Regions from separate parts of the Homo sapiens genome. Here region 1 is linked to region 2. A link is an interaction called in ENCODE POLR2A ChIA-PET data of the cell type or tissue named here. Cell type or tissue: PC-9. All regions are shown on one strand.

The links. Peaks named below come from ENCODE experiments on the same cell type or tissue, not always from the same donor. Only the 100,000 strongest peaks of a DNase experiment are listed, where the experiment ranks them.
Region 1: POLR2A ChIA-PET joins it to region 2 with 10 read pairs; 6 of 35 experiments call an interaction of 5 or more read pairs at or near these places.

What each region holds. Positions count from the first base shown.
Region 1 is chr10:62,077,333-62,085,332 of GRCh38, forward strand. All of the region lies in intron 8 of ARID5B (AT-rich interaction domain 5B), which reads left to right. Among named protein-coding and RNA genes, the nearest start is that of LINC02621, 180 kb to the right of the region's middle. RefSeq lists an enhancer at 2,932-2,981 and a silencer at 5,367-5,426. In PC-9, no CTCF peak of the experiment used is centred here; no DNase peak of the experiment used is centred here; H3K27ac peaks cover 2,575 bases.
Region 2 is chr10:61,971,645-61,979,644 of GRCh38, forward strand. The region is part of intron 3 of ARID5B (AT-rich interaction domain 5B); the gene reads left to right. Among named protein-coding and RNA genes, the nearest start is that of ARID5B, 74 kb to the left of the region's middle. In PC-9, no CTCF peak of the experiment used is centred here; a DNase peak (open chromatin) is centred at 3,847.

The DNA.
Region 1 (8,000 bases), 110 kb after region 2:
TTCTATTTTAAAAAAATAAACAACAGCCTTTGAAAAAAATCTCTATTTAAAAATTCTTAAATTTGCCTCTAAATGCAAGTTGTAATTAATAGAAGTTAGAGTTTACACTGTTGAGTGTAAAAACACCCTCAGGCACAAACTAATCAAGTGTGTATGTCATGCTGTAAACTACAGCGAGTTCTTTGTTTGACCCCCCCCAAAAAAAAAGCTTGCCAAACAGCAGTTTTTCTTTGTCGAGCTCCTTTATTGTCTCATTTTTGTTTTTATCCTACTTCCTCTGTCCCATCCTTTGAACCTAACTATAGTATTTAAGAAACCTTGCAGGTCCCATGTTTTATTGATAGTTTTCATCAAGCATGAATTTAAATTTGAGAATAGATTAGGTGTCTTAGCCCTTTTCTTTTTGATAAATAACAAAAGGTTTCTACTTGTGATTTTCTGTCCTCAGGGTTTTATCATTAAGATTAAATAACTGTACTCTCAAGCATGCCACTGCACAAACATCTTTTCAGTTATGTGAGTAACAGATGCCTTCACAAAGGAACTATTGAAAATTCAGAAAGCATGTTTCCAAAAAAGAAAAGGGAAAAAAAGTATCATATGACAGAAGAATGTAATTGTTTACCATTAAAGTATATTCTTAACTCTTCCACTGAAAACCTCTTGGAACATTTTGTTTTTGTGTAAGTTACTACAAAGTTTGACCAAAATAATAAATGTTGTGGGAGAACTGTTGAACATTTCAGAAGTTCTGGAACCAGTAGGATCTAACATGCATGGGGCTTAAATGCAATAGTTGTTTGCCTATTTTTATATTTTGACACTGGCTTCCATCATTTGTGGGGTACACATCACATTGAAAACACTGCCATGTTGGCTGGGCATAGTGGCTTACCCTGTAATCCCAGCACTTTGGGAGGCCGAGGTGGGTGGATTGCTTGTACCCAGGAGTTTGAGACCACCCTGGGCAACATGGTGATACCCTATCTCTACTAAAAATAAAAAAAATAGCCACGTGCAGTGACGCATACCTGTAGTCCCATCTATTCAGGGAGTTGAGGTGGGAAGATCATCTGAGTCCAGGAAGTTAAGGCTGCAGTAAGCCGTGATTGCATGAGACCCTGTCTCAAAACAAAACAGTATTGGGTTTATTATTCTTGAAATAATGTTCATCTGCCCTTGAAATGGATCCATACAACTCAATTCTGAAGTCATTGGGCTTTTTTCATTGAGAAGAGTCATTGCTGCAGTTGTTGCTGGCTGGCATTGTAGAGGGCTAGGCACCATGCATGGTCTGTGTTCACTGTAATAAGCATGCATTTTAATCCCTGGGACATAACATCAGCCTTCCTTAAGTCCATTCCAACTTTCTTCAATGTGGTTGTCATTTGAAAGGCATAGGAACAACATTAGTCTAGATGCTCTTACATGTGGCATGGAGACATCATAGAAAGCCCCAAAGGAGCTTTATTAGGGAGACCATGGGAAGCTTGGGCTTGGTAAGATTAAGTCCTAGAGGCTGGAATTCATGGAGGATATGATTCTCAAGTTTCTCTTACCATCCGATATTAAGTTGGGCATGATCCAACTAGTATCACTACCTTTTGAAGAGCTATGGCATGGTTATTGTAGCATATTGTAAGAGTAGTTGCCCAGTGCCCAAGCCATAGGGCTTCTTCTGATGTAGGAGGTTGACCCTTTGTGGAATGGCTACATATGTATTTTATAGGCCTGTTGCCTCTGAGAAAAGGAGAATGCTCACTCCAGTTTCTCAGGTAACTCCTTAGGAGCTAGGAATTCACTTAACCCAGGCAGGAGTGATCTTTCAGTATCTCCTCCGTGTTGGTATGTCTCCGTGTTGATACATCTGTGTATGAAGATGCACAGCCACCTTTTTGAGATGAAGATAGCTGGACTAGCAGAGGCAGGCAGTTTGGTGGTCGAACTCAAAATTTTGACACTAAATAGCTGTGTGCCATTGACTAGTCACTTAATCGTTTAGCTCTGAACCTCAGTTTTGTCATCCATAAAATGAGATAAAATAATATATCTGTAGATATTTCTTTCTGTAATGGTTGAAATTAAAGCATGCAGAGTGCCTGGTATTAATAAGAATGTAATGCGTGGTGGTGGCTGTTAATATTGTAATGCCTAATCAATATATATGAATGACCTGAATGAGGTTTCTCTACCTTCCCACCTTGCTTCTAACACAGTCCCCTGAAATCCATGTAACTCCAGTTCAGGAAAGCTGTCATCCTTGAGCTAACTCTCTCACACTGACACATCTTTATGGGAGCCGAGCCACCACCTTGCTGTGTCCAGTACCACGTACCTTTCTTTCTTCTCTTCATTTAGGGTCACACACACTCCGGGACCATGGAGGGAGGTATCAGAATTATCAGTGGGCCTAAGAAACAACTCTCCCACCCACTTCCAGGGGCAAATGGAGAGAGCATTAAAGCCTTCAAAAAGTTTTCTTGTCCATCTGCTGCCCATTGAGTAGGTAATGAAGCCCCTGTGAGCAGATCATTTTCCCAGAAAAGAGACCTTTTGTGGTGACAAATGGTTATATTTCATCGTTGTTAATAGTGGACTCCATACCTTTTAGGTGTCTTAGCATAGAATACAGGTGATGCTAGTTATACCTACCTCATTTTTAAAGTATGTAAGGCAGTTTGGCTTTGGTAGCTCTTGGGCAAACTGAGTCTTTCACACAGACTCTGTGTTGCACTCTGCCGCCATTTTGTTGGCTCAGATGGGCCCCGCTATAGGCTCGTTCTTCATGTCAGCGTGGCTTCTTACTCCGTGGTTTGGTGCCCCAGACTTTCAGTTCACATCCTTGCCTGTTGGGAGGTGACACTGGAGGCCTCTTTCTCACCTGTCTTGGTTATGGGGAGAGCTTGTCACACTCGGCACACTATTTTTTCTGCTCCACTCAAGTTCACACCATAAAATGGAGATCTTCTGTGGCTCACATCTCTCTCAGATGGAGCTTAGCTTTTACTGTGCTCAACCAGGGTTGTGCCCGCTGAGGAAACATTCTCATTTCTCTGCTCATTTACATAGCACATTTGTGTATTTGGCTGTTGATTTGGTTCCCTACCCCCAAAAGCTCTTCTTCCACTTTTATGGTCATGGTCTAGCACCTGAGAGGTGAACAGTATGTGAGATTAGAAAAACTCTCTATGCTTATTGGAACTGTAACAAGCATGTGTACCTCATCTTCAGAAAGGAAAAATATACCTTCTATTGGCTCCATATTTGGTGAAAGATTCCTTCCCATACTTCACAGTAAAGTTATATTTTAATTTCTGGCTGCAAAGGGAAATGTCTGGCCAAGCTGTAGAAATTTATCAAGGCTGGAATCAACTCAGAGGTGTAATGACTCCATTTGGGGTGAGATCAGGTCTGAAGTCCCAGTTGAACCAATATGTCATTTCGTTGTTACTACAAAAAAAAAGCCTAATAGTATTAGAATAGTAGTGCCTTTTTTTTTTCTTTTTTTGAGACAGAGTCTCACTCTGTCACCCAGGCTGGAGTGCAGTGGCATGATCTCGGCTCACTTCAGCTTCTGCCACTGGGGTTCAAGCAATTCTCCTGCCTCAGTTTCCCAAGTGGCTGGGATTACAGGCACGTACCACCATGCCTGGCTAATTATTGTATTTTTAGTAGAGATGGGCTGGTCTCGAACTCCTGACCCCAAGTGATCCGACTGCCTCCGCCTGCCAAAGTGCTGGGATTACAGGCGTGAGCTACCACACTTGGCCAGTAGTGGCATCTTTGACCTGACATGCACCAATGTTATTTCCCTCTGCCCCTAGAAAATATTCTGCTCCAAGGACACCAGCAAACCTTTAGGTCTGGAATTTCTCACTGATTTGATACCATAAAGTGCCTATGCAGTAACTGGGGTGACTTTGGGATTCAAATACAACCCTAAAAGTTCACCACTTCTTGCCCCCACTCTCTGGATTCAATCAGTTCCAGACATTATTGTAATACCATTTTTCAAGCTCTGTAAATAGATGGATTCTCGTTTTTCCTATTAAGCACTGTTTGCTAAATATTTTGGCCCAAAAGTTCAGTCATTCCATGCAAGCATTAATCAATACAGGAGACATTAGTGGTTACTGGTTCAGATGAGATTTGACATTATTTTTCCTCTGCTTCTGAGGAAGGGAGGGGAATGTTGTGTAATAAAGATGAAGGGTCTTTTCTTCTTTTGTACAAAATGCAAATGATGAGGACATGTGTGATACACACTTCTCTAATGCAAGGCTGCTGGTTTTTGTTGAGAAAGAGAGGCAAGGCCCTGGAGGATTTTAGACTTTGTAAATATAAAATTATCTGCCTTAGTGTTTAAAAAAATAATAAAAGGGAGAAAGAGTTGGCAGGTTGCCAGATTACTTACATTACAGTAATAGATTTGCTGACCCCTGACTTCTGCTGTAGAGAAATGTATTGAATTTTTCATAATATCAGATGAGGCAGATCTAAAAACCTAGTGTACTAAGCACCATTATTTAACTTGAGATTTAGCAAAGCCGAAATCTTTTCAAACCAGCAATTTCATGTATGATGATAATTTAGTGGCTCAGATGCTAACAAATCAAGGTTATAATGCTATTGACTTGTTAATTTTAACTTGGGTTGATTTTAAGTCTTTTTTTTTTTAAGAAAGAAGAATGAGGAGGGGAAAAAATCTTGCTTTTCACAGTGACTGAATTTAATAAGAATCTCCGTGATAGCAAAAGGCCCCCCTACTGTTTCTGCTTTGGGGTGGAAAATGTTATTCTTGTATTATTCCTAGGGAAAAATAAAATCTCATGCTGCTACAAATCTTATGCCTATGGAAAGATGTTATTTTTTAATACATAATGGCTTACCTATTTCAGATCCATTAATCGCATCGTAAATAAGCATTTTGCTAATCTGAAATGTGAAATCTGGATAATAATAAAGGCCCATTTATCTGTCCAGCTTTCAATCCCCAGACTAGATGTAGATCAGGAAGGGGAAAATCTCTGGATTTTCTAATGAATATATTGCTTCTCTTCCCCATTACTTCCACCCACCTAAAAGCCAGCCCCCATTCTTAGAGTTGCAGTCCATTGAAAATATTTCTCCTGTGTAATGAATTCTTGGGGGCTGGAGTGCATGTTTGCTTTTATCTGTACAGTTTAGAAACTGATAAAATCTTTGCTGTGCTACAAATATTTGAGAAATAATCAACCTCAAGGCGCAGGCATGGTGCATTTTACTAAATTCTTTATATAATACAAACCTACTCAGCTTTCTACATAGGGCAATGTTGACCTAATCTAAGGCTAACCTGTTTTTAATGGTACCACATGTACGTTGAACGTTTAAATGTTCAGAAACCTATAATAGCTTTTGTCCTCTTGTACTGTAAAAACTTCTAATAATCATATGATAAGATCATATCCTGTGGGGTAATTGTGTTGTACCATGACAGGATAACTGAAAAAACATTCAGTGAAAATTGCACCAAACGGAAATCACTATATGAAGCAGCGATTGTGTGCCGTGCGAGACCGTGCCCTGTTCTTCAAAGCTTAGCTGGTCATATTTCTACTTGCTTCCTTTTAGCTTCTGCCTTGCTTGTTTTATTTTAGGAGGCTTTTTTCCCCAAGCCACTATAATTATCTTTCAATGATTTAGAAGGGGGGGAAAAAACACTCGGTTGACCTTTACACACACACACACACTCTCTCACACACTCACACACTCTCATATACTCTCTCTGGAAGCCTTGAACAAGTAGGGCTTGTGTTTGGATTCAGTTTTACCTTAGTCATGCCTCTTTCCAGATACAAGAAACATTTAATTCCAGATTTCCTGCTTCTGGCTTTAGGCCTTTGACCAGCAAAGTGAAATGTATTTTTTACTGCTGTCAGCCAGCCAGCTGCTGAGTTGAGTGAAGGGGAGAAAAAAAAAAAAAAATGAAAGAAAAAATGAAAAAAAAAAAAAAGGAACCGAAATGAGAATGGTGCCCTACTTTGTGAACTTGCAAAATTAGAAAAGGAAATTAAAGTCTCCTTAGCACCCATCTAGAGAGCCAGGTTGGCCCAGGGCTCTCAGAACCCAGAGTGAGGGGTCCTTGGGCGTCCATGGGGTGTCTCTCCCACCCAATTCTCTGCTTTCCCTCCTCCTCCTTCCCACACTCAGAGGTAATGCTGTCATTCTTCTCAGTAAAGAGGGTCCCTCGTGGTGTCACCATCTCCATCAGAAAATGAAGCTGGGGGAAGGGTGGTACCAGCAAATTGCTATCATTGGAATACCCAGACTACAGTGTTCCTTGAGTTCCCATGGCAACAAAACAAAAGTAAAACAAACCTATCTGTCCCAACAATAAAATATGTTTCCATTAAAGTCAATTTAAAATATCTTTCCAGTTTAAAATATTCAATGCATTTTGCTCCCAGACAAAAATCCACAACCTGCCAATATTGAAGAGGATAAAGTCCCTGGCAGAACCAGGCAGAAAAAAGGAATTGGGGGGAATGTTGGGGACTTTACAGATGAGACAGAATAAATTCAAGTATGAACAGGATTGCTTTTTTCTCTTTGTGCTTAGTTATGCTTTTTATTATATAAACATTAACTGTAATATTACAGTGGGAAGCAGGTATTTGGCAGCCATATATTATTTTAGTAAGTCTACATAGGGAGGGCAGTTTCCAGTTTTAGCAGCTGTAACATGTTTAAACTCAGTTTGTAATGGGATCTGAAGATAACTATTCCCCATGGGCTCTGTTGATCTTCATGGCTGGCCAACTGCCAGATGTAGGGCTCCAAAGTATTATTCACGCCTCCTTGCTCATACCTTGTCCAAGCATGCTCAGTAAATGAATTTTGTTTCTAATATGCTATAAATTGGGATCTGATTTTCCCATAGTTTTATTGGTATTTTATTAAAGAGCAAAATATTAGGATCACAAATGTCCCCACATCCGTACTGTCAAACCTGAACAATCGTGTATGGTTAAGCAGTTGAGATCCAAATAACATAGATAGAAACCAATTTTAGGATAGCAAACCAATATCCAGACCAAGGAAGTTTTTGCCTGGGAATCTTAGTTTAAAAATAATCAGGATCCCCAATATTTGAACAGACTTATGATGTTTATAAGCCAAGTACATTTTCTTCATTGAGTCAACTTGTCTTATTTAAAACAAATTATGTTTGCTGTATTAAAGTTCATATTTTTAAGGCTGAGTCTTATATTAATCCCACAGTGAGTCATTAATCATACCAAATGCATTATAAAAACTTTAATCACTGAAGTTGAAACTGAGATTGTAATGCAATCCATCCCTTTTAATTACATCAGCTATTTTTCCCTTTCAGATAAAGAGCTACGTCGCAAAGGGAAAACAGATTAAAACTAGAGCTGTTTGATGTTTCTCTTTTTAGAGCAATTTTATGCAGTTTGTTTAAAAAGTTATATAATTTAAATGCTTGAAATTTTCAGGCCTCTGGTTTTTGTGGCTTGCATAGTCTGTCTGCCTTCCTTCTCGCTGGGGCGGTCTTTTACTTAGCACACTAAAACAGAACTCCTAGTGGAGTCCCCTACCCCACTCAGAGCTGTGGGATAAGACTAAACTGTCTCTTGGCCACGCTGTGCTTGCCTCTCATTGACCTTTTTATCTTAGATGTTTCATCTCTATCTTGACATGAATGAAAATAAAATGTTTTCAGATGGGCAGCACTAGGTTCAGATCTCACCTCTAACAAATGGTATGACTCAGGCAAATTGTTTAACCTTTATAGGCCTCAATTGCCTCATATGTTAAAAAAGAGAATAATAATAATACTCCATAGGGATATTGTGGAGTTTACATAAAATAATCTTTAAATGTACCTGGCACATGCTAGTACCTACTAGAATATAAGCTTCATGAGCTCAGAGGCTTTGAATGTTTGGTTCATGGCTGTGTCTCAGTGCCTAGAACACTGCCTATAGTATGTGCTC
Region 2 (8,000 bases):
ACTGTAGTCATTATTATAATAATGCATCAATATTGTTTCGCCAGTTTTAACAAAGGTACCACACTAATATATTAAATTTTTAAATGTTTTGTGTGAAGATACTAGCAGGAAAAAAAGATGTCAGTGGCATGTAAACCTAAATTGAATTTTTTCCTAACTTGGTGCAGCTATTTTATCATTATTTTTAATTGAATATATATTGGATTGTCATCTTCTTGCTCGTTGTGTTGAGGGGGATTTATCAGAGTTACAAAAACATGAAAGTTTGGTATATTTATTTCAAAAAGGCATGAGCAAGTATTTGAGCCATCCAACGCTGAAGAACTTATATGAGGTTATTTTCTTTCTCTATGTCCACGTTTTTCATAATCTCTTTTAATTGTGCTTATTTTGTTATAATAAAAACAATCCATGTTTATCATAAGACAATACAAAGAAACAGAAAGAAAAAAATTATCCAGAATACCACCATACTGAGATAACTAGTGTTGATATTTGCCTGTTATTCTATATTTTTTATCTGCTTATATGTTGGATATTAATTTTTAACATTATACTGTATCTCTAGTCTTATATCATGCTTTTTTTTTTTTTTTTTTTGAGACAGAGTTTCGCTCTTGTAATCCAGGCTGGAGTGCAGTGGTGCCATCTCAGCTCACTGCAACCTCCGCCTCCCAGGTTCAAGGGATTCTCCTGCCTCAGCCTCCTGAGTAGCTGGGATTGCAGGTGCCCACCACCACATCCGGCTAATTTTTTGTATTTTTAGTAGAGATGGGGTTTCACCATGTTGGCCAGGCTGGTCTCAAACTCCTGACCTCAGGTGATCCACCTGCCTCGGCCTCCCAAAGTGCTGGGATTACAGCCATGAGCCACCACTCCCGGCCTGTATCATGCTTTCAAAAACACTTAATATGCTCTTTCACACAGTAAATATTCATCTGTAGCATCATTTTTAGTGATGAACTCCACTGTATTCTATTATGGAAGTGCCATAGCTTATCTGACTATCCCCCTATTGCTGGACTTTGGGTTTTTTCCTCCAGCTTTTGTATATAATAAACAGTGCTCTCAGAGACATCCCTGAAGTCATATTATTATTTCTTTAGGATAAACTCCTAGAAGTGGAGCTTGTCAGATCAAAGTTCAAAGCAGAATTCTCAGACTTTTCCTAGGTGCTGGTCAAACTGTAAAAAACATTTTCGGTAGAATTAGGATCTTGTGTATATTGAAAATCCCTCAATGATTGCATTTGCTACAGCCAGTGTGAAATGAACAAATTTATTATCAAGTTTCATGAGAAGTTGGGCAAACTTAGATATAGCCAATCTTGGACAGACTTGTACTTTCTGTGCAGAACATGTTTCTATATCCAGAATTCTATCTCCAGCTCTCAGACTATGATGAGGAAAGACAACCCAACACTAAGAGAGCTCCTGATCATTCCCTCCTCTACCTATGAGAACCATCCACAATGAGCCTCTGAGGGCCTATATTTGTATCAAGGCTTCCAGTTGAAGAGACATACCCAGTGCCCTTTAGAATGTTCTGGGTCTATGCTGTTTGTATGTGGCGGGGGAGGGGAAAAAGGGTGGTGACGTTCTTTTCCAGTCTCTGCTCTTACAGGGGAATAGAGGAACCTCATTAGAAAACTAGCAAAGTGATGGGCTGAGACCCTCTGTGAAAGGGTTAACCCAAAAGGTTTTGTAGCCAATGAGCATTTATCCTGATGATGTCACAATGCTGATATCAGGGGCTCCAGGGCTCTGGGGAGTTCATTATGAAATCACTCAGAACTGGAAACATTCATTCCACTATTTGTGGCTTTTTTGATAAACAAGGATAAATTGAAGTTTTAATAGACTGGGGCTACATTTGTTGCTCCAGGTTCCTGAAGATCATTATTTTTAGTCATACTTAAATTCACACACACATGCATACACACACACACACACACCAGATGCCAGTGTAAAAAATGGGAGGGGGGAAGCTTTTAATCTTTATTATTGATTTTCTGTGTGTACAATTTTATCTAAAGAGTATGGTTTACCAGCCATTGTGGAGCTAGGCTTTAATGCCAATAAAAAGCTTTGCTTGATCCTTAGAAAATAAAATGAGATATTCAGGCAGCTAGTTTATTTTATTTCTTTTCTTTTCCACATCAAGACAGTATTTCAAATAATTAGGTTGATTTATTATTACAAATAGTTTGAAGATGTAAGATGCTTTTACAGTGCAGTGCGGGTTTATTGTATCTGGCCTTATCCAATTATAAAATCGAGTTTAGTCATGTAATGATTCTCTAACTAAAATATCAATCACAGTGAATGGACTTTTGCGATGTATATACTGTGAGGCTATTTTGAGCTTCTCTCTTTAAGGCACCCGCACATCTGAATATGCTTACTTGGCTTTACTCTTTAACATATAAGAACACATGAAACTTTGGCTAAATTTAGCCTCTGGAGTCCAATGCACATGCTTGGTGACAGCAAAGGGAGAGGTTTTGACAACAAGCAGGATATGATACACCAGAGTAATTATTTCCGCAAGACAATGAGCATTCTACATTATTTGTACAAATAACGCAAAGTGATTATTTGGCTGTGCCATTGTAATGAGACAATGAAGATCATATTTAATTTTAAAACAATATCTTCTAGGGTCTTTTTTGTTCTGAGTATTCTGGACTACTAAAACAAACTTGATTTGCTGCTATGGTTAACAATCACATTTTAAGTGGGGGACAGAGAGAAAGAGAGAGAGGAGAACAAATCTTTCCCCCTCTTCCCATTAACTCTAGCATTCCAGAAATCATGATAAGGGTATGTGGGACAGGAATGTTGAAATAAGTCACTTATTTCACTATTTTTCCATATTGTTCACATAACCATTTATTTATAATAATTTGAGTAATCTCAGAGTTCCTCCTAAAGGCTTTTTTTGGCCTGGATAAAAAGTACAGCTTTAAGATATTTCTCCTAAAATAAATTTGAGACGGTCTCATTTATAGTCAGCAGTGCCTTGATTACTTGCAGACACACTGGAAATTTACATGCGCTTTTCTCCTTTATAAAACACTGATCTGTTCATATCATTAGTTCCCTCATGACTAGTGCTTGGCTGCTTGCCAAGCGGTCTAAATCTGTAGTTGTAAATCGTGAGTTGAAATAGCAGAAAGTGGATTTGTAACTTAAAAAGTGTAAACAGTTTGGAAAATGAAGTAATTTTGGAGTATGATTGATTGCCTTGTGATTGTACTTTAAATTAGCCTGGGGTCTCGGGGGCAGATATGTGCTCTAACTGCTTATTACACATTTTCAGTTTTCGAAGGAATAATAGCATTGTTGGTAGGCTTTTAAACAATGTATGCATCTCCTGGAGTGACCTTTTAGGAAATGAATAGTTTTATTGTGTGTCCATTACTTTGCCTGAAACAACATTTTTGAGTTATTAATTTGACTTGTTCTATAAATAAAGAATTCAAAATGCAAAGCAGCTGTGCAACCCAGAGCATAGTATATCATGCTTCAGAACCACTGTTTGAGATGGATAATCCATAGAACAAATGGTTTCTTGGGTGATACATTAATAATGTTTCTGGAGCCTCTGGTTACCAAAGATTAGCCCCTCAATATTGCAGAAGCCAAAAATTATTATTAAGGAGGACAATCGATTAGTTGGCCTTCCAACACACTGGAAGTAGAGGTCTGCGTTTTTTAAAAGGATCCCAGTTCACTTAACAGCATAAATAGAAAGTGGGAGTAGCTCAGTGGGTAATGTCTGCACAAAGTGTAGCAGTTGTGACAGAGGAGAAAGACTTGGAGTTAGAAAGCCTGAGGCCAGATGTCTTTTTCTCTCATTTACCAGCTGAGTCATCCTAGACAAGTCACTGAGTCTCCGATCCTCTTTTTTTTTTGGCTACCAGTAAACTGGGTATAAGAATTCCAACCCTGCAAAATTGTTGTGAGATTGAAATTATTTAAAAGATTTGAAAAGGGTTTTATAAGTATTAAATGGTCTATATTGCATGAGTACCATCATTATTATTAGAACTATTGTCATTGCATTACTCTTACACTGTCTTTGGTGACTTTGCCTGTCTATTAATATTGAGAATAGCTGATGGATGTAAATTCTGAGCAATAGTCTTATTCACTCTTTGCTTTCATAGGGAGCGATCTAGAAATAATTTTTGTATATTAATAATAGAATTCTAGTTTTTGAGTATGGAAACAATTTTCCAATTATAGCTATTTCTTTGTATTTATTACTTCTTCCTTGTCTAATTCAGCATTTTGGGGGGAATCACATTTTGTTTCCATGTTTAGAGAGGAAGAATCTCAGTTCCTTAAGCATTTATTAGAGCTTTTAATACATGTCAGACAGGGCCTGGGTTAAGCACTAGGAATACAGTGGTGGAAGGAATGTAGTCTTTGCCTTTATAAATGTCCATGCCTTCAGGCATACTTTGCCAATAGAATGCTCTTCAATGATGGAAATATTTTGTATCTCTGTTCTGTGTCCAGTAAGGTACCACTGGCTACACATGGCTGTTGACCACTTGAAATGTGGCTAATATGACTGAGAAACTGAATTTTTAGTGTATAAAATTTATTTTGTTCTAATTAATTTAACTTTATATTGCCGCATGCAGCTATAATGGCAAAAACTGCAGTTACTTTTGCAACTACATAACAGAAGCTATTCTATTGGATAATCCAGCTCCAGAGTAAATGGCTTTAATTGCCAGTTTGGAAGGTAAAGTGGGGTATTTCATAGACACGTGGAAGCCTAAATAACTGTGTATATTTGCTCCCTAATGAAGCACAATGCCAAGGCTCAGGAAATTGGTGTTTGGATAGTACCAATGGAAAAAAGCAGATGGATTGCTTTTTAGAGTGTATGCTGTTGAAACATCGAAGTGGTACATACTGATGGGGAAAATGAATAAAATTCTCAAACAGTGCCTAACCTTGGTGAGCGGGCAAAGATGGTGGTGCCGCTGAAACTCTGCCAGCGGGAGAATGTTCATTGAGTCAGTGGAAGGTGGTTTGGAGCATCAACACCCAATAGACATATTTGCAAGATTTACAAATGTTGAACTACAGAATAAGTGACTCTCTGCCACACAGGATCTTAAATTACGTAGCACTTCACAGTTCCATTTTGAGTTATCCAAATTCATTTGTGTTTGTGGGAGAGAAACTTTCTTTCTTTTTTTTTTTTTTATTATACTTTAAGTTCTAGGGTACATGTGCACAATGTGCAGGTTTGTTACATATGTATACATGTGCCATGTTGGTGTGCTGCACCCATTAACTCATCATTTACATTAGGTGTATCTCCTAATGCTATCCCTCTCCCCTCCCCTCACCCCACAACAGGCCCCGGTGTGTCATGTTCCACTTCCTGTGTCCAAGTGTTCTCATTGTTCAATTCCCACCTATGAGTGAGAACATGCGGTGTTTGGTTTTTGTCCTTGCAATAGTTTGCTGAGAATGGTGGTTTCCAACTTCATCTATGTCCCTACAAAGACATGAACTCATCCTTTTTTATGGCTGCATAGTATTCCATGGTGTATATGTGCCACCTTTTCTTTATCCAGTCTATCATTGATGGACATTTGGGTTGGTTCCAAGTCTTTGCTATTGTGAATAGTGCTGCAATAAACATACGTGTGTATGTGTCTTTACAGCAGCATGATTTATAATCCTTTGGGTATGTACCCAGTAATGGGATGGCTGGGTCAAATGGTATTTCTAGTTCTAGATTCTTGAGGAATCACCACACTGTCTTCTACAATGGTTGAGCTAGTTTACAGTCCCACCAACAGTGTAAAAGTGTTTCTATTTCTCCACATCCTCTCCAGCACCTGTTGTTTCCTGACTTTTTAATGATTGCCATTCTAACTGGTGTGAGATGGTATCTCATTGTGGTTTTGATTTGCATTTCTCTGATGGCCAGTGATGCTGAGCATTTTTTCATGTGTCTGTTGGCTGTACAAATGTCTTCTTTTGAGAAGTGTCTGTTCATATCCTTTGCCCACTTTTTGATGGGGTTGTTTGTTTTTTTCCTTGTAAATTTGTTTGAGTTCTTTGTAGATTCTGGATATTAGCCCTTTGTCAGATGAGTAGGTTGCAAAAATTCTCTCCCATTCTGTAGGTTGCCTGTTCACTCTGATGGTAGTTTCTTTTGCTGTGCAGAAACTCTTTAGTTTAATTAGATCGCATTTGTCAATTTAGGCTTTTGTTGCCATTGCTTTTGGTGTTTTAGACATGAAGTCCTTGCCCATGCCTGTGTCCTGAATGGTATTGCCTAGGTTTTCTTCTAGGGTTTTTATGGTTTTAGGTCTAACATGTAAGTCTTTAATCCATCTTGAATTAATTTTTGTATAAGCTGTAAGGAAGGGATCCAGTTTCAGCTTTCTACATATGGCTGGCCAGTTTTCCCAGCACCATTTATTAAATAGGGAATCCTTTCCCCATTCCTTGTTTTTGTCAGGTTTGTCAAAGATCAGATGGTTGTAGATGTGTGGTATTATTTCTGAGGGCTCTGTTCGGTTCCATTGGTCTATATCTCTGTTTTGGTACCAGTACCATGCTGTTTTGGTTACTGTAGCCTTGTAGTATAGTTTGAAGTCAGGTAGCGTGATGCCTCCAGCTTTGTTCTTTTGGCTTTGAATTGACTTGGCCATGCAGGCTCTTTTTTGGTTCCATGTGAACTTTAAAGTAGTTTTTTCCAATTCTGTGAAGAAGGTCATTGGTAGCTTGATGAGAATGGCATTGAATCTATAAATTACCTTGGGCAGTATGGCCATTTTCACGATATTGATTCTTCCTACCCATGAGCATGGAATGTTCTTCCATTTGTTTGTGTCCTCTTTTATTTCGTTGAGCAGTGGCTTGTAGTTCTCCTTGAAGAGGTCCTTCACATCCCTTGTAAGTTGTATTCCTAGGTATTTTATTCTCTTTGAAGCAATTGTGAATGGGAGTTCACTCATGATTTGGCTCTCTGTTTGTCTGTTATTGGTATATAAGAATGCTTGTGATTTTTGCACATTGATTTTGTATCCTGAGACTTCGCTGAAGTTGCTTATCAGCTTAAGGGGATTTTGGGCTGAGACGATGGGGTTTTCTAAATATACAATCATGTCATCTGCAAACGGGGACAATTTGACTTCCTCTTTTCCTAACTGAAAACCCTTTATTTCTTTCTCCTGCCTGATTGCCCTGGCCAGAACTTCCAACACTATGTTGAATAGGAGTGGTGAGAGAGGGCATCCCTGTCTTGTGCCAGTTTTCAAAAGGAATGCTTCCAGTTTTTGTCCGTTCAGTATGATATTGGCTGTGGGTTTGTCATAAATATCTCTTATTATTTTGAGATACCTGTGGGACAGAAACTTCCAAAGGTACTGAGTGTGAGATGCAGCCAGCCACGACACAGAGCTCATCGGGAGAATTCCACGGGAGACCCGAGTACACATGGCCTGCCAGTGGGAGGTGCTGCACCCAAACCTCTGCAGCACTGGACAGTGATGCATTTTTGCAAGCCATCTGAGTTCCTCAAAGTCCTTTCTTAGGTCCTACATTAGTGAGTTTCCTCTGGGAGAGGAAGCAACTTTTGGCATTGTGGAACAGTTATTTAAATACTTGTGGCAAAGAAGAAAAGTCTAATATTAGAGCAGGAACAGAGACTTTAGACATCATGGAATCCAATCTTGTTTTTGTTTTTTAAATTCCGTGTTCCTGGTGAGCCATGTAGATCGTAGGAAGGATTTCACAGAGTCGATGGGAGAACTGGAGGAGGGCTTGGTTTACATCCACACTCCATGCAAACACTAACGTCATCACTCCCAGCCAACACTTCTCCCCATGACTCTTCAACTGGTTCCCAATTGGAGGTCTTTTCTCCAGGCGTCTCCCACGTGGAGGCCCCTTTTGCAGAACACCACTGCCAGGACCACTGCCCTTCCAAATGTCCTTCCCCAGCTCCAAGTCCTT